Regions from separate parts of the Homo sapiens genome. Here region 1 is linked to region 2. The links are chromatin contacts, found by Hi-C or POLR2A ChIA-PET in ENCODE. All regions are on one chromosome and are shown on one strand. Each heading gives the region's core, a stretch centred on a gene start or an enhancer-like site at or near the end of the contact. The rest is flanking DNA. Distances are from core to core; before and after follow the strand shown. Region 1 overlaps LOC105377923 (a long non-coding RNA gene). Region 2 has its middle 160 kb from the start of LINC02836.

The links. Hi-C counts contacts between places; a loop is a spot of excess contacts on that map. ChIA-PET counts read pairs that join two places held with the same protein, here RNA polymerase II (POLR2A). Pooled maps may share reads with other maps.
Region 1: a loop to region 2 is called in a pooled map, with 3 times the contacts of the local background. The contact joins two enhancer-like sites. A Hi-C loop is called at or near these places in 1 of 168 maps with a recorded cell type or tissue (K562), 2 of 37 single-sample maps with no recorded cell type and 4 of 50 pooled maps. POLR2A ChIA-PET finds 5 or more read pairs at or near these places in 5 of 52 experiments (MCF 10A, OCI-LY7, Panc1 and 2 more).

The regions. Positions count from the first base shown.
Region 1 is chr6:105,828,944-105,835,293 of GRCh38, reverse strand. LOC105377923 (a long non-coding RNA gene) reads left to right here. Exons shown (of 3, transcript XR_001744275.2): 3 at 5,101-5,529. Among named protein-coding and RNA genes, the nearest start is that of LINC02836, 200 kb to the right of the region's middle. Within about 2 kb of position 2,838, at least 2 of the 41 ENCODE cell types and tissues checked have a DNase peak (open chromatin) inside an H3K27ac peak, as active enhancers do.
Region 2 is chr6:105,789,840-105,795,829 of GRCh38, reverse strand. No RefSeq gene overlaps it. Among named protein-coding and RNA genes, the nearest start is that of LINC02836, 160 kb to the right of the region's middle. Within about 2 kb of position 1,384, at least 15 of the 41 ENCODE cell types and tissues checked have a DNase peak (open chromatin) inside an H3K27ac peak, as active enhancers do.

The DNA.
Region 1 (6,350 bases), core at 1,589-4,088, 38 kb before region 2:
TCTGAAAAATAGCAATAAGTTTCTGTCCTGCTTACCTCACAGGATTATTGTTAGAATCAATGAAATAATGTATGTAAATGAGTTTTGTTCACTCTAAGTGAACAGAAATAAGAGCTACAGAAATAAAAGTTACAGAAATAAAAGCTGTTATTTTTGACTGCACACCTGGTTCCCAAGATATCATGAATTTCGGAGTAATGCTGAGGCCTAGCTTTACAAAATGGTGCCCATTTCAAGCTTCTGGGGTCACACTTTCTCTGTGGCAGAGAAAGACAAATCCTAAAAAGGTTTTTCTTCCAGTTAGTGTTGGGCCAGGATAAGAAGATCCTGTTTATGTCAATGAAATAACTTGTTTAAGCAGAAGATTTCAGAGCCAAGAGAAGAACTTGCAGTCAAGACAATCTGCCACAGTGTGAACGATCCATCTGAGGACAATTGGGCTGATTGTGCAAGCTGATGAAGGAACATGGTACCACTGTCCTCATCCTCTGGAAACAGGGAACAGTCACTGTCAATGTGCTTGAAAATGTGTGGAACATAAGGAAACTACCAGCATGCCAACTTTTGGAATTTCAAGATATTGCTCAATCAGAAATCCGGAATATTCAACAGGAAAAAACAATCAGTTCAAAGTAATTAGTAACCATCTAATATATAGGTCTAAAATAGAAGGCTCTCAGAAGTTCCTGTGACTCTATGAGTAGTAGGTTAGAAAGAAAACATGAGAATGAAAAAAAAAGTGACCTTCCTAAGGCTTTGGCACTGCATACCATTTGTTCTCAAGACACAGCGTTAGTGCAGGAGTTATGCATGCAGGAAAAATATGCATTTTTGAGACTGATATTTGGCAGGTCTCAATTTGCTTATAGACATAACTGGGAAGACAACAATTTGGAAGTCACCATTTTGATTAATTGCTTTTGTAGAATTACAAGAGATCTGGTGATTGCTCGCATTTAGTAAGTGAGATAGAATGCAGGTGAAACTCTTCCTTTAGAAAAGAAAACAATAGTCATAACATTTTACATCAACTAAAGAGAGTAAAGTATGCAGATACATAAAAACTTGCACATGTACATAAGAAAATCCGTTCTCAGGACTTCCTGAAGTGAGCCACTTCCCCTCGTCAAGAGCTCCCCACCCTCAAATGAGACCTGCTTATTCCAGTGAGGAAGCCCTTGGACTCTTCAGTTTTACACGAACACAATTTTCCTAAGAAGTCTGTGTAGAATCAAACCCAGCCACAAAAGGGAAAAGAACATTAAAATTGAAAGGAGTTGGGAGAGGGAATGGAGGAAGAAGGAACTTAAAACAAAAATCTATTTTAAAAGAATGAATAAACTTGATCAGATCTCCTTTTGTGACAAAATAAGGACTCACAGGAACCAAACTGTATAAAGCACGAAGAGTTAGTAGTGAATAGTTATGTCAGCCTCAGGTGGGATTCAAACCTTGGCACCAGCTCACTCCCTGTGTGACCTTAAACAGCAGTCATCCAGTCGACCCCCAGTTTATCTGTAAATTCTAGGTTAGTGATGATTAAATTAGATGTCTAGAAAATGCTCAGGACATCAATGTATCCAATAGATTTTAAAGTATTGATCGACGTGTACATTAAAGGCATCATATTCAAGCACTTTGAGGGCTCCAGTGGTTACATTTGTAAGTTTTTGTGAATTGGATCAATTTTGTGAATTAGATCACATTTTGAGAGATTCCTGCATCAACTGGCTATGAAAAGGATTCTTCCTATATAAATTGACATATAACATTTGTATTTACCTCCTATTATGTAGGTTTGTAAATCAGGATTTTAAAAATCTTACTAGAATACATATTTAATTGTAGTATTAAAAACATTTTTCGGCCAGGCACAGTGGCTCACGCCTGTAATCCCAATACTTTGGGAGGCTGAGTTGGGTGGATCACCTGAGGTCAGGAGTTCAAGACCAGCCTGGCCAATATGGTAAAACCCCATCTCTACTAAAAATACAAAAATTAGCTGGCTGTGGTGGTGCATGCCTGTCATCCCAGCTACTTGGGAGGCTGAGGCAGGAGAATCACTTGAACCTGGGAGGTGGAGGTTGCAGTGAGCCGAGATTGCATCATCACACTCCAGCCCAGGCAACAGAGCGAGACTCTGTCTCGGGAAACAAACAAACAAACAAACAAACAAACAAACATTTTTCATTTTATATTTATTCTCAGCACGATAAAATACAATTATGTTATCCAACTAATTTGTTTTATAATTGTTGGCTAGTAAGGCCCAGAGAGGTTAAATGGCTAGGACTAGGTAGTGGTAGACCCCCAAATCAACTTTATTAAGGGTTAATTTTTTTCTATTAAAATATCTTAAAAACAATCTCCACTATGTAAGATTTTCTGTAGGCTCTTTGTAAATGTTTACAGCATATATCTAAGAGCAGACTTTTTGCTCTATGAGAACTTCACCATTGGATTTATATAATTTTCCAAGAAAACTCCCTTTCAAAAATGTTCTACAGCAAGTAATCTAAAAGTGATTTTTTTCTTCTTCAAAGAAAATTCCCTTTAGAAAAGAAGGAAGTGCACCAGGACAAAGGCGGCCAACTGAGATCAGTGACTCAATCTGTTCCATAAATTATAGCTCTGAAGTCAGTTTGAGTGAGTGCTCACATTTCCAAAAACATAGACTGTCGTGGCACCTAAGGGTGTAGAAATTGCTACAGAGGCAATTAGCTTTATAAAACAGAAAGAATCACTAAGTGCATGAACCCTAAGGTACATGCAGGCCCAGAAATACATATTTCAACAGGGAATTGCCAAAGGGCAATGGTGCATTGAGAAATCCTCCCCTACTCAGCGGTGAAAGTTAAGTCTGTGGTATGTACAGATGAGGGAAGCTTGTCTGTGTGTGACCTAGGTTGAAGGGAGAAGGTAGAGACTGCGTGGAATGGCCAGCGTGCCATGTTCTCCTGAGCCAGAAGAGCCTAATGGGCCCAAATTGTCTGTTTCTATCGGGGGTGTTCCTTGGGCCTTTTTTCAAGACCACAGACCATAATTCCTGGGAAACTCTCACTTAAGTGGGTGCTCTTGACAATGAGGAAAACTAGGTGAGAGGCCGAGAGCTCATCTGGACAAGTCTGTGGTTGGTACATAGAGAGCATAGTTACACTGGGAAGAGGTGTTCCCTTGAGACATCTAGTCACACATTTTAAAAAAATCACTCTCTTCCTTAAACTTTCCTTTTGGAAACTTGGCCACAACAAAATGTGGATGTTAAAACCCTCTATGAGAAGTCCTTGGCCAGTTCTGTGGATGTATTTTCACAGAAGGTTTGTCAGTCTCACTCTCTCTCCCACTGTGCTGTTTCTTGTGTCTCCCAGCTCATCTCGTCCTCCATCCACACCATGGCTGTCTGATTCTTCCCTACTGATGCAATTTTCCTGGTGCTCGGAGTCTGTAGGCTCAGTCACTGCCTTAGGTGCAGAACTTGTCTAGTTCAGTTACCTTTTCTGCAGCTGAGAAAAAACACAGTAATTTCTGCTTCATTCTCCAATCCACAGAAGCTAAAATCTATGGAGCAGAGCTGTTTGCCTCATTAGCAAAAGCAACTGAGAACCCCCTAGGAAAAGTACGTTTGAGTCTCCTCCTACTCATAATATGGTTTCAGGGTATGATTTCTTTTTCTGTTATGTTTTCCATAGTAGTTTCATTTAGAAATGCCTATTAGAGTGAAGTTCTGCCATGTCTCACTAACAAGCATGCAGGCCCCTTGGGAGTTGAAGCCCGCCTTTTACTCGTCATGTATCACATGGATCCTGCATAATGAATGGAGCCTCCTCAGATATACTTTGTGGCTGATGAGTTAGAGAATTCTGAGACTGTAATAAATTATTCCCTCTTGAGTCTAATGTCCTTCCCTATTTCACCATTTCCTATGGTAGTTCTTTTAAATATCTGAGAAAAGGTAGTGGATTTATTACCTTTAAAACATAATCTAATAATGAACTCCTCCAGTTGGTTGGCCCTTCCCCTCCTCCAGCTGCCCCTTCCCCTCCTCCAGCTGTCCCTTCTCCTCCTCCAGCTGCCCCCTTCCCCTCCTCCAGCTGCCCCTTCCCCTCCTCCAGCTGCCCCCTCCCCTCCTCCAGCTGCCCCCCTTCCCCTCCTTCCACTGTCCCCCTTCTCCTCCTCCAGCTGCCCCCCTTCCCCTCCTCCAGCCTCCCCTTCCCCTCCTCCAGCTTCCCCCTTCCCCTCATCCACCTGCCCCTTCTCCTCCTCCGGCTGCCCCTTCCCCTCCTCCAGCTGCCCCTTCTCCTCCTCCCGCTGCCCCTTCCCCTCCTCCAGCTGCCCTTCCCCTCCTCCAGCTGCCCCTTCCCCTCCTCCAGCTGCCCCTTCCCCTCCTCCAGCTGCCCCTTCCCCTCCTCCAGCTGCCTCCCTTTCCCCTCCTCCTGCGGCCCCTTCCCCTCCTCCAGCTGCCCTTCCCTCCTCCAGCTGCCCCTTCTGAGAAACTCGCTGGGGATGATTCGAGTGGTTTCTATCATAAACATTTAAACATTTCAGGATGCTACTTTGGAAATGACAGTCTTGTTTTGCAAGGCACTTAAGTCTCTATTGAGATCCATTGAAACTTGTCATTGTGACTGCCATTTTACATTCTAGACTAACTAGAAGGCTAGGTTAGACTCACCTCTTTAGCTAGAATGCAGCTTTTCTACATTCTAGACTAACTTCCCTACCCCCCACCTCTAATAAATCTGAAAAGATTTAAAAACAGTTTACAATCAGTTATGTTATTAACAGTAGATGTGGTAACTCTTTGAGAAGGAAATTTAGTTTAAAAACATTTGCAGTTAGGTGGAGTAGATTTCTTTCCCATGGCAAAAGAAATTGTTACTGGAGCAGCTGAATCATTTCTAATAATCTAAAAGAAACATGTAATGGGCTGAGTTTTTCTGAGAGTGCTTCAATGTTTGTGCTTTTCTGGTTACTTATTTCTATCAGACTTTTACCTTCAGGTTAAATCTAAGTGTAAGGAGCACCAAGGCTCAGTCAGCATGTTTCTTAGCCCCAAATCAAGGCATGTGTTCTCTGAACAAGAATTTTTGTCTCTTCTAGATGCAAGAGGAAATTTGGAGATGTTGCTTGAAAGTTTAAAGTATTGGTGTTACCGAACCATTAGAATATTACATATGGACAACGCCCATCCATTAGAATATTACGTATGGACAACATGGTGGAACATTTCGAATAAGGTTTGTCCCACAAAATCCAATATAAATGTTTGCTTTTGTCCTTTTTAATGATATTGCATTTGAATTATACTGAGTACATTATGACATATGAAGCTCTCAGACTGTAGGATGGGAACAGCCAGACTTTATGCAGTGCAGGTGCTGGCAAACTTTTTCTGTAAAGCATCAGAGAGAACTATTCTGGTTTTGCAGGTCATGTGGTTTATGTCAGAACACTTGACCGTTGTAGCACAAAAACAGCTATAGACAAGAAGTAAATGAATAAGTGTGGCTCTCTTCCAAGAAAACTATTTAAGGCCAATGATTTGAATTTTAAATAATTTATATATTATTTTATATAACATAATTTTATTTAATTTATATATTATGAAAATCTTTATCTGATTTTTTTCAATTACTTAAAAATGGGAAGCCGTTCTTTAGCTTGTAGGCTCTATGAAAGCAGACTGTGTGCGGTGGCTCATGCCTGTAATCCCAGCACTTTGGGAGACCGAGGCGGGCGGATAACAAGGTCAGGAGATCGAAACCATCCTGGCTAACACGGTGAAACCCCGTCTCTACTAAAAATACAAAAAATTAGCCGGGCGTGGTGGCGGGCGCCTGTAGTCCCAGCTACTCGGGAGGGTGAGGCAGCAGCATGGCGTGAACCCGGGAGGCGGAGCTTGCAGTGAGCTGAGATCACGCCACTGCTCTCCAGCCTGGGCGACAGAGCGAGACTCCGTCTCAAAAAAAAAAAAAAAAAAAAAAAAAGAAAGCAGACTGTGGTCTGGATTTGTCCTGAGGGCCAAGCTTTGCTAACTCCCATTATAGTGAATTAGCAAGTTAAGGATCTGAACCCAGGAGAAGACAGAAGTAAGATGTCATACACATTTCTTGGACTGATTGACTTTCTTCAGCTAGTAAAACTTCTGAATATCATACTTGGTTGTGGTTTGAGTGCTTGTTCCTGGTGGGAGTAAATGAGTGTTTTGGGGAACAAAGGTAAGGGGATTTATAAACAAAAATTTATTCCTAATGATAGCACCTCACATTCGTGAAGAGCTAAGCTCCACTGGCCATAATATGCACGTTTAAGAGTCTCATAAAAATTTGGCCTGCTGTGAAAATGCTTAA
Region 2 (5,990 bases), core at 135-2,634:
CTTCCCTTCCTGCCTGACCCTCTTTTTGCTTTCCTCTCTCCTATCCTTCCTTTCACAAATGTCCATTGCAATAGGAGACAGGCACTGTACTTGGTTGGGGAGAGAGTAGTGAAGGAAGAAGATGTATCATTATGGAATTATTATTTCACCAAAAATTCAGAGCAGGGGAAGATCTTGTTTGGGAAAGGGGGATGAAGGCATTTTGTCTCATAATTAGAGATGAGTACTAGTTGGAAAAAGCCTGACTCCCTCTTTAATTGGGGAAGTGGAGGTGAGGAGGAAGGAGCACTGGAGTTGAGGACTGTTCAGGCTCTGACATGAGCATGTGAGAAGCTATGGGCAAGTTACTTTACACCCCAGAGCCTAGGGTGCTTCATCTATAAAACAAGGATGGTTGTGAGGATTACATTAGCTATATATAAAAATGCTTTTTTAGATTAAGCAAATATTTTACTTTAGTTGATGTTAAGTAAATGCTTTTTTTAAAAAAATTATGCTTGGTATTATGTTTGTGCTATGTGAAAATGCTTTTTAAATGTCTATTATACAAATGTGAATAGTTTTATTCTACAGGGCAAGTCACATTTTATTTTTCCTCACTGCAAAACTTGACTTGAATAGTTGCTACCTTCCTTTTAAGCATGTGATAATAGGTAATAGGCCGGTTCCTTGTGGGCAGAATTAAGAACTCCTCTGCGTGTCAGACGCAGTGCACCCCTGAAAGTACATTTATTTCCTTCACTGAAGCAGCAGTTTGCTAAGTGACACGAGTCATGCCTGAATGAGCTAATAAAGTTTCCAGTTGAAGTCACACTTGGAAATTGTTCATAATGCAGAATATAGTCCCATGATAATTTTTAAAAATGCAAAAATATTCTGGGTTGACACAATTTAAGGTAAAAAAAAATCTACATTTCGGAAACAGTAGAGACCACCCCAGTTCCCTTCCCTTTTCCCAGCACCAAAAAAAAAAAAAAAAAAAATCCCTGAAACCAGAAGAAGAATTCCTTCCAGATCTAGAGTGTCTCCCTCACTTCTTACATTTGACCATTCGCCACAATTTAGGGGACCCTGGCTGGGCCCAGGGGGCTGGGCCGCAGCATCCCAGGCAGGATGCTTCAAAGTCACTCACCTTAGAATGCAGCTAGAACTGGCAAATGCTCACCCCAGTTTCTCCACTGATTAAATGGGAGGACTGGTGCTGACCTGATTAATAATCTTTCTTTCTGGAATAATAATGAAAGATCTCTAAAGCCCTCCTCGTGAAACGTGATGCCAACACAGCAGGACCTGACTGTGAAACCAGTTCCCATGGCAGACAGCCACTGTAGAGCACAGGTCGCTTTCACTGGGAGCCACTCCTGGTGGCCTGTGTTGTAAGCCTCCTTCCCATTACATAAGAAGAGTGGCTCCTTCCCCAGCCGCAGCAGCACTGCCAGGCAGATCTCATGAACTGGTCCCTGAACTTTAGACCTTGCTTTCTCCGTGGTCACAGACAGACTGGCTCTCTTTAGAGAAAGCCTGTTCCTGCCTCCTTCCAAACTGCTGGAGTTCCCCTTTGCCATTCACAGGCTCACTGGTTTCAAAGGTGGTTTCTTTCTTTCTTTCTTTCTTTTTTTTTTTTTTTTGAGATGGAGTTTTGCTCTTGTTGTGCAGGCTGGAGTGCAATGGTGCTATTTCAGCTCACTGGAACCTCCACCTCCTGGGTTCAAGCAATTCTCCTACCTCAGCCTCATGAGTAGCTGGGATTACAGGCATGTGCCACCACACCCAGCTAATTTTTGTAATTTTTGTATTTTCTCCATGTTGGTCAGGCTGGTCTCGAACTCCTGACCTCAGGTGATCTGCCCACCTCGGCCTCCCAAAGTGCTGGGATTACAGGTGTGAGCCACCGTGTCTGGCCCTCAAAGGTGGTTTCTGTAAGGTAATTAAATCAAATCCAACTGAGTCATTTTCTGGTTTTCAAAAGCCATGAATGGCAGAGCAAAGCTTTTCAGAGACCTCTGGAGTAACAAGGGCACATTTGTCACACCCAACCAGTTTCCTGGTTGAAATGGAGACAATTATTGGGTGTTCATATTATAGTCAGCAATAGAGTGATATATTGACCACTGATAATATCACTTGACCTTCCCATTTCTGAGAAGTGCCTGGTCTGCCGTGTATAGCAAACTGCACTTACATAGAGGAGGCTAGGTGGTAGGAAAACATTTTCCCGATGCATTGGTCCTGAACAGTAAGCAATGCAGGTGATATTGATATTGCTGAGTTTAGAAGACTCTGTAGGCATTGATCTTCCCATCTGAAAAATGGGGAGGCAAGGGAAGATGATCTCCAAGTCCCTCCTAGGGTAAACAGGATTCTCTGAATTAGTGACAATCTTTTGGATTAAGTGGAAATGAACTCTGTGTCGATCTTTTGTTAGCAACTTGCCAAATGACCTATCTGGGCAAATGACTTCCTCATCTGGGCATTGGGCTTGTGTGTCGACTTCCTGCCCTCTGGTGTACATTCTTCTCCCTTCACTGGAGACTCTAGACTGTCAGAATGCCTGGGGGAGGGACTGGAAGCATCCGTGGGGCACCAATAGGTGTCTGCTGTTGCTACAGTGCAAAAGAACATTTCAGGGCAGGGTTAGCTGGATTTGTCCGTATTGCAGATGAGAGGGAGTTTTTAGGACCCAGTTCCAGCAATTTTTCCTCCTCTGCACAGGTGCCATGCATCACCTTTTCCTCCAATCTAGTCTGAACTAGATTCAAACTTCCCTTCACTCTCAAAGGGTTTCTCATGTCAGTGAAATTGCTGCTTCTGGGTGCAAGTTTCCTGTGCCTCCTACAGGTAACAGTCGACTGATGGTTTGAATCCAAGGGTCTCCCACTGACATGACTGCAGGGGTCAGGCAGTGTGTAGTCATTTCAGCGTGAGACTCTTGGATCCTTGGATCCTTTTGATTTACAACAAAGAAAAATGGGGCACCAACAGGCTGTTCCTATAAGGCATATGTGTTAACTGGTGGGGCAAGGAGGACTCTGTCCTCCTTTAGCATTTCTCCCTTTTGCACCCATTAAATAAGAGGAGAAAATGTGGCTGCCTGTTGGCTGAATATGACCTGTTGATATGTTTTATTTTGTCTACTTCCAGTTTAAAACAAACTCATATTTAAAAACTAAGAACATAACTTTGATTTAGTTGGCAACACATGTAAAGTCAAGATCTTAAATAAAAATTTAGATTTCCAGTTTTTCATGAAAATTTCTAGCCACACTGGGATCTCTATTTCTATAAGGTCACACCTAGCTGAAGCTCAGAGGTCGTTGTTCCCATGCAATGGTTCAGGCACTCTCCATGGTGACAGAACCCACCTGGCCCATTTTACTGTTTACTTTTTCTGCCTGGCCCTGGTGGTCATTTCAGTGTGAGACCCTTGGATTCAATTGATCAATTGACTGTCACCTACAGGAAGCACAGGAAGCCTGCCTCCAGAAGTAGCAATTTCACAGACATGAGAAACCCTTTGAGAGTGAAGGTAAGTCTGAAAGCATCGAGAGGGGCAAGGTTCTAGAGGGAGGTTCCATCTCAGGCCTTGGGCATCACACAGGTATTGGGCCAGGGCAGTGGGGCAGGCAGGCACCTGAAATTGAGCCCAACAGCACAAACGGGTGGTGCCCCAGGGAGGAGAACCTGCTTTCCTTCTCTCATGCCTTGGGTCAGCCCTGCGATTGCATCAAAGTCCAGGCCTCAGCATGACCTCCTAATATCAGCAGGGAAGTCTAGTTGGTACGTTCATCAATAAGGTAATATTTAACCTCCTATTTTTAGCTCTATTCATTTTTTTTTAAATTACCCTCAGCCTTCTTAACTATTAGAACCCATGAGTGAAGGATCATGCCCATGACTTCTTAGATTTTCATGCTCCTTATCTTTCACAACAGGGACCTTGGCTTAGCCAATATTTTCATGCCCTAATAACTGTAATCAAAGCTTGGCTTGGTCATATGGTAATAAATAGTTGCCCATCTGGGACAAGGCCCTGTAAAACACAGAACAGGAAATCCCACATCATTTGGAAAGTTGTACTTTTAGTTTCATAACTCAACTTTTGCTTAACAAAGATAGCTGTTATTGAAACTGAGCCTTTACAGCATAAGAAATGTACTTAAATATTTGTGAAAATCATGTCTTCATACAAAGTATTTTCCTATATGTCATCTTTTTAGAGTATCGCCCTGATCTGCTGAGGCAGGCAGAGATGTTATTATTATAAACAATTTATGAAAAAGAAAATTGGGGTTCAGGAAAATTTAAGTGACTTTGCTCATGTCTCACAATTAGGTAAACAGAATCATAACAGGTTCCTGAGGTTTCTGATTCTCCTTCCACAGATCTTTCCAGCCTCCCTCTGCTGCCTGTGTGTCATGGTGTGTGTGTGTGTGTGTGTGTGTGTGCACGTGTGTGTACAACACATACCAACACAGATGGATGCCAGTGCAGAGAGGCAGAGTTGTTGTTTTAATCTAGGAAAAACTTGCAAAGTCTTTTGATTTGGAAAAATAGCATATGTTTGCTTATAAAATATGTATGGTTACTTAAAATTAAAAAGAAGCACTCCATGAAAACTTAGAGAAAAGATTCCATTACATTGAGGGGATTATAGGACAAAAGACTTTATAAGCTTATTTTTCTTTATGGATTCAGGGCCTCTAACAAAATAGTGTTTTGATTAGTTGTTTATAAGAAAATGTCTATAACGTATGATGCTATGCAGGAAATGTTTTCCTTAATTGTTAAATATGTAATGACTATTTTCTATGTATAAAATATGCTAAAGAAAATTCACAAGTTCACAATTCTATTATTCAGCTACTGGTAGCAAATCTGCATCTATTTCCATAAGGCTTCATATTTCACCTAAACAACTCCATCCTCATTTCTTGTTGTTGTTACTTTATCAAAACAAACACAAAACAAATAGAACATACTAGACAGATTAGCAAGATTAGTTGCTTGGATAATGGCTGCCACTAGGAGTGGTATGTTCATCCTACCTCCTCCTTTCTCAAATTGAGATCATGGCTCTGCCTCTTTAACTTTCAAATCTACTCCACGGAGTTTGTTAGCCTTTTCTGCTTTCTGTTTTTTGCTTTGTTTTTGGCCAACTAGCAATGTATTAGAAACATGCTGAAAGCAAACTTGACTGTTCTATAGAATTATTTATACAGTTTTAAATATTTGACCAGTTTAAAATATTTTGAATCTTCAAAATGAAGACTTCTGTAAAACTTTGTGTGGAGATGGAAACTGTAGTGTATGTCTTAGGAAAATATTATTCTCATATAATTCTTATATAAATAATTCATACAAAATAGTATTCTTTATATAACTTATAAAGTAGAGGTGCTCGCTTAGTAGAAAAAATTACTTTGAAATGCCTAACACGTTTGTTTCAAATAATTATTTTGTGAGATTTAAAAAAAATCTAGATGTCATTTTTATGACATCTAGTGACCTTGTTTTAATCAAGTTTTTACAAAATCAAAATGCAATTTTAGAAAAACTGTAAACATCTCAACACTAAACTTGTTATTTTCAGGAAAGTGTGCTCTGTATTTGCTAGCTAAACATTTAGCCTTTTAACACAAAACTGGGGTTGGCTTGATCTGTGTAGGAAGTGACCTTCATTTACTACCCCTCCCTACTGAATTCTAGCTTAGTTTTCAGCTTCAGTGCCAAGTGTTCACAGTGTGAAGTCAGCTACAGAGTGTTAATAGTTCTTTCCTCATCATCAGGAACCAACAGGCTTTATATGATCATTTCTTCAAATTAAGTCTACAAAGAAAACGTTACCAAAATGTCCAGATTTCTTTATCTGCTCGTTTGCACCTCCTCATAGGAATCTTACTAATGCCAGCTTTAGCATTAATCTTTCTATGAGTTTTTTTTAAGTACACTTTAAAAATTCCTGATTCTGTGCATTTGATCATGTTATTTCC